Regions from separate parts of the Homo sapiens genome. Here region 1 is linked to region 2. A link is an interaction called in ENCODE POLR2A ChIA-PET data of the cell type or tissue named here. Cell type or tissue: PC-3. All regions are shown on one strand. Links, peaks and the distances in the headings refer to the core of each region. The heading gives the core; the rest is flanking DNA. Region 1 overlaps PRORP (protein only RNase P catalytic subunit). Region 2 has its middle 63 kb from the start of INSM2.

Evidence for each region. ChIA-PET counts read pairs that join two places held together with the same protein. Peaks named below come from ENCODE experiments on the same cell type or tissue, not always from the same donor. Only the 100,000 strongest peaks of a DNase experiment are listed, where the experiment ranks them.
Region 1: POLR2A ChIA-PET joins it to region 2 with 5 read pairs; 2 of 35 experiments call an interaction of 5 or more read pairs at or near these places.

The regions. Positions count from the first base shown.
Region 1 is chr14:35,161,877-35,164,805 of GRCh38, forward strand. The region is part of intron 4 of PRORP (protein only RNase P catalytic subunit); the gene reads left to right. The region is part of intron 4 of PRORP-PSMA6 (PRORP-PSMA6 readthrough); the gene reads left to right. Among named protein-coding and RNA genes, the nearest start is that of PRORP, 41 kb to the left of the region's middle. In PC-3, for the core only: no CTCF peak of the experiment used is centred there; no DNase peak of the experiment used is centred there; H3K27ac peaks cover 72 bases.
Region 2 is chr14:35,469,634-35,472,562 of GRCh38, forward strand. No RefSeq gene overlaps it. Among named protein-coding and RNA genes, the nearest start is that of INSM2, 63 kb to the right of the region's middle. In PC-3, for the core only: no CTCF peak of the experiment used is centred there; no DNase peak of the experiment used is centred there; H3K27me3 peaks cover 747 bases.

The DNA.
Region 1 (2,929 bases), core at 102-2,601, 310 kb before region 2:
TAATACTTGGAAATGATACCTAACTGCTAGGGAGCATGCATCTTTAGCTCATGATTCTAGATGATTGAGAATTTTTTAGGGAAACTTTTTCAGTCCTTCATCTAGTTGATAGTGGGCTATCATTTTATATTTCTAGATTGAAAAATAGGTTATCTTCTTTCTCCTTCCTCTCTCTCCTCTTCCCCTTCTCTTTTTTCTTCTTTCTAGCTGTATGGAATGACCATAATTTAATTATTCATTGAGTCTCCTATTAACGAGTATTTAACTTGTTTCAAATCTTTCACTATTACAAAAGTGTCACAGTGAATCATCTTACACATTTGTAATTTCTCACATATTCCAAGATAGATATAAGATAGATTCCCACAAATTGAATTGCTAGCACAATGGAGACATATTAATTTTGATTGGCCTTCATGGAAATTTTAACAGTATATACTGTGATCAGCAAAATATGAGAATTCTTTCTCCGCACCTTGAAGATTCAGTGTGTTATCAAACATTTTGATCTTTGCCTATATGAAGTAAAAAAATAAAATTGCAGTATAGGATTAATTTACAATTTTCTTGGAGTGTGGTGGAGCATATTTTCATAGGTTTAAGAGGCACTTATATTTATTTTCTGCAAACTGCTCCTGTCTTGTCTGTTTTTTGAGTTATTGACTGTTTTCATATTAATTTTAGGAGCTCTTTATTTGAAAAATCATCTGTGATTTAAATTACAATTTTTGAGGCTTATTTTTTTTCTCTATGTATACTTTAAAATATTCGAATTTGTCAGACTTTCCTTTTATGGCTCCTGGGTTTCATATTTAGAAAGATTTTTTCTGTTGCAAGGTTATTGAAAAGCCAACAAACACAAAAAACTTCCTTTTGCTCCCTTCACTTTTGTTGTTTTTCTCTAAATTTTTCATCCATTTGGAATTTTTTTCTGATGTGAGGTATAGTTCCAACTTAATTTCCTCCCCAGCTAATTAGCCAATTGTGTCAACATCATTTAACAACCCATATTTTACCCCACTAGGGATAAAGCGGGATGTTACTTTTAGCATATACCAAATTCTTCATATAAATATTTAGGTCTCTTTTTGGACTTTCTGTTCTGATTCACTAATCTGCATTCCTAACAGTATGACACTATTTTGATTATTGTAGTTTTATGATATATCTAATATCTATTAGAGCTAATTTTTATAACTTGGGTTCTGGCACTTTCTTTAATAAACTTACCAGAGGTAAATATTATAGGCCTCTGATAAAATGTATTAATAATGCTCCCTGGGGCAAAATCATGTTTTATATATGTGACAGAGTCCTATTACCCGTGGCTTTTAAGCGTTTTTTAACACAACACAGATACAATATACATTTTATGTAATAATACATTTATAAATGAAAAAAAATGTATACATAAAAAAATTATGTACTCTTGCTGTATTTGTTGCACTCTATTTTAGTTCTGTTTATTTCTCCCTGAAATGCTGGTTGCAACTGTATTAAATTGATCTCATGACCTAGTAAGGTGTTGTGACCTGCAGTTAAAAAAACACCTTATTATTTGATGTTGTAATCATAGCCATTCTAACTGGTTTGAGATGGCATCTTATTGTGCTTTTAATCTGCATTTCTCTGATGATTAGTGATATTGAGCATTTTTTCATATGTTTATTAGCCACTTGTATGCCTTCTTTTGAGAAGTGTCTGTTCATGTCTTTTGCCTGTTTTTTAATGGGGTTATTTGTTTTTTGCTTGTTGAATTAAGTTCCTTGTAGATTCTGGATATTAGACCATTGTTGGATGCAGTTTGTAAATATTTTCTCCTATTCCGTAAGTTGTCTGTTTACTTTAATAGTTTCTTTTGCTATACAGAGGCTCTTTAGTTTAATTAGTTAATTAATTAGGTCCCACTTGTCAATTTTTGTTTTTGTTGCAATTGCTCTTGGGGACTTAACCAAAAATTCTTTGCCAAGGCTGATGTCAAGAAGGGTATTTCCTAGGTTTTCTTCTAGGATTTTTATAGTTTGAGGGTATACATTTAAATCTTTAATCCATCTTGAGTTAATTTTGATATGTGGTGAAAGGTAAGGGTCCAGTTTCATTTTGCTACATATAACTAGCCAGTTATCTGAGCACCATTTATTGAATAGGAATTCCTTTCCCCATTGCTTGTTTTTGTTGGCCTTGTCGAAAATCAGTTGTATGTGAGTGTGCAGCTTTATTTCTGAGTTTTCCATTCTGTTCCATTGGTCTCTATATCTGTTTTTGTACCAGTATGAGGCTGCAGAGAAAAGGGAATGCTTATACACTGTTGATGGGATGTAAATTAGTTCAGCCACTGTGGAAAGCAGCTTGGAGATTTCTCAAATAACTTAAAACAGAGCAACCATTTAACTCAGGAATCCACTGCTGGGTGTATACCCAAAGGGAAATGGATCATTATACCAAAAAGACACATCCACTCATATGTGCATTGCTGCGCTACTCACAATAGCAAAGACGTGGAATCAACCTAGTGCCAATCAGTGGTGGACTGGATAAAGAAAATGTGGTACTATACACCATGGAATGCTATGCAACCATAAAAAAGAACAAAGTCATGTCCTTCACAGCAACATGGATGGAGCCGGACGCCATAATCCTAAGCAAATTAATTCAGTAAGAGAAAAGCAGATACTGCAAGTTCTTACTTATAAATGGGAGCTAAACATTGAGCATACATGGACATAAACATGGGAACAACAGACACTGCAGACTGCTAGAGGGGGTGGGGTATGGGTTGAAAAGCTACCTACTGGGTACTGTGTTCACTACCTGGGTACAGTATACCCATGTAACGAACCTCTACATGGATCTGCTGTATCTGAAATAAAAGTTGAAATACTGAAATAAATAAAAATAAGGAAAAAAGAAAAATCCTTCATTAGACATA
Region 2 (2,929 bases), core at 305-2,804:
AATCAAAGTAGGAAAGACCCAGATGACTTTTTAGAATAATTCAGATCAGAGTGGATATTGACAGGGCAGATGGTGAATGGCATTGAAAGACAATGCCTTAATTTACTTACACTTTGTTTTCTAGTTTCTGTAATTTTAATTAAAGTGAGTAGAAATAAAATTTTGTCTAAGCATTTTTTCTTCCCAATATGTAAGGTGTTGACACATCATATCACTGAGTTGGAAAGATAAAGACAAGGGAAAGGATTAGAATTTGGTGTGAATTAACATATCACAGGGCTCTTGGGTCTGTAAAAGGTGAGGAAACAAACACATGTGTTAATGTAACTCCAACTGCAAAGGAAGGCTGTCAAGGCATGTGGGTTTGCTTGGCCAAAAGCTGTTGATTCCAAAAATGTAATTTCATTTGTTGGATTTTATTGTAATTAACACAGGGAGTTGCACTAGCTCAGAACTCTTATCTTTATTATCTTGGGAGAAGAATTATGAAATGTGTGCACTTACAAAATAGAATTCGTATTTTGCAGAGGGCTATAATGCTAATGGGTCTTGGGAACCTTCTGGGATTATGAATTCAAGTTTACAGTTAGGGTTTCTGCTTTGCAATCTCAAATGTGGTTTACCTGGAACAGTTAGCATTTCATCTTAAATGGTATTTAATAGAACTTGGGAGCTCTTCAGAGCAGGAACTTCAATTTTTGTTGTTGTTGTTACCTATTGCAAAGCACTAAATTCACTGCTAGAGAAAACTAGCAGTTACTTTTATGTGTACATCAAATCGTTCTTTACAATCAGATAGAGATCATCTCTAACATTTAACAAACAATTCAAAAAGGCACAAAGTTTACCACATTAATGTGTGTAGAGGATTCACAACTTTAATAATTAAGCAAAATCTTTGATACTTGTATGAAGAGAAGGTAGACAGGATAAACAACAGGAAAACTAACTTATGGATTTCTTTAAATAGTGGATAGGGACAATTCATTCCCTCAGATATTTGTAATAAAATTTTAGAACCAGAAAATATCTACCTAGGAATACTAACGCTCAAACTTTAGCATGAGATTGATCTGCAGGTCTGAGCTCAGCTAACAACTTGTATACTGTCAAAGCAGAGACTGCCCTTTCAAACCTCTCCTTGGGAAACTAATTAGCAGAATAATAAAAAGGCAAGATCAACTCTTGTCTTCCTTGTTGGGGATATAAAAAAACGGTAGTTCTAATTAGCAATAATTAAAATTTAATTAAGAAGCTCTTTGCAATCCTCCTCCCTGCTTCCTGAACTAGTGCTTGCCAGCTCTTGGTTGTGGAGCTGTTTTTATTCCCGTGGTGCTGAATCATGGCTTAATCACAAAGCCTTAGATCACAGCTTATCCAGCCCTGAGCACTCATCACCACAGCCTTCCAAGAGTAACAAATATATATTCTAGATTTTTTAACCCAAGCGATTACTTTTTTCAGTTTTATAATCATGAATTATGACTTTTTACTTTTAAGCAGCTGATTATAGATGCCATTATAGATGATTATAGATGAATAAAAATTGCTTTTTATTTTTAAACTTATCTTTATATTTGTTCCCCTAGTTCTACCCCTTGTTGCAACAAAAGGATAGGAGACCTCCAAGAATATTAAATATTTGAACCCAAATTTCTACTTCTGTGCTTTAAAGTAAAGCAGGTAATTAGCTTAAGTATAAAAAACTAAAACATTGGTAAAACCCCAGATTTTAAAAATAAAAGTATTTGATTATATAAAAATAAAACAGTACATTGTAGATGAAGGTTAAGGAAAATAAATATAGTACTTGATGATCCTTACAAAGTGTATATGATATTCTAAGTATTAATCTGAGTTTAGGATGTTTCAAATTGTAAAAGGAATCCCACTTAATTGTGCATTTTAATGTGGTTACAATGGTGAATTTCATATCATATGAATTTTATCTCAATAGAAAAAGGAACTCAAACTCTGACTTTGTCCTAGTTTTGGGTATGAGGATTAATCATAGTTTACAAAGAGAAAAAAAAGCCCCAAGATTTGATAGTTCATTATGAGCAAAAGAAAAAGGAAATAATCAAGAACAGAGGGAAATTAGTTTTTTTTAAAAGCCACTGAACTAAGAAATACAACCGTGGTTCTTTAATTATTAAGGGAAGGGCTCTGAATTTGCTCCATTATCTTAATTATGTTTCTGGAGCAAACATTATTTCAATGTGATAAAAGATGACATGACACTAAAGGTAAAGCCTGAGCAGATGTTACATGAGTAACAAGCCAATAGGCCCACATTCTGGTAATTTCTTCCCCACTAGACATGTTCTCATTAATCTGTGATTAATAGGATTCAAGTATAGTAAATGATGATGATCTATTGTCTGTCTTTGTCGAGCACCATGGACGGAGTAATTTGTCAGCTCAGCTTTTGTGTGACTATTTAATAGCAAAGAGGGAGAGAGAAAAGACGCTAATCTTCTAATTGGCATCTATAGAGAAGGTCTAGGAGAATACTGCCTGTATGGAAATAGCCAGTGTAATTCCTATGCCTAAGGAAAGCAAATGCAGACTCTATGTATCTTTTATATAATTAATTGTGCCTTCTATTGAACAGAAGTTGGGGATGAGGATAAAGAAAAAACGGCAATAGAACAGTCTTAAGAGATCATAAGGTAACATTTATTAACTTATAACATTTATTAACTTAGATATGAGGCTTTTTCAACTATAGTGACTTGCCAAAAAAGTGGGCAAAAGAAAAAAAAATAACTTCTTTTGGTTAAAAAATAGTTGCTCAGATGGACCAAAATAACAATGTATAAAATAAAAAGCCAGCATCATCGTCAGTACCACCACTAGCAACACAGAATGCCCTGATGTTATGATGGTAAAAAATTTAATACATCAATAAATCAATAAATAAATTCAA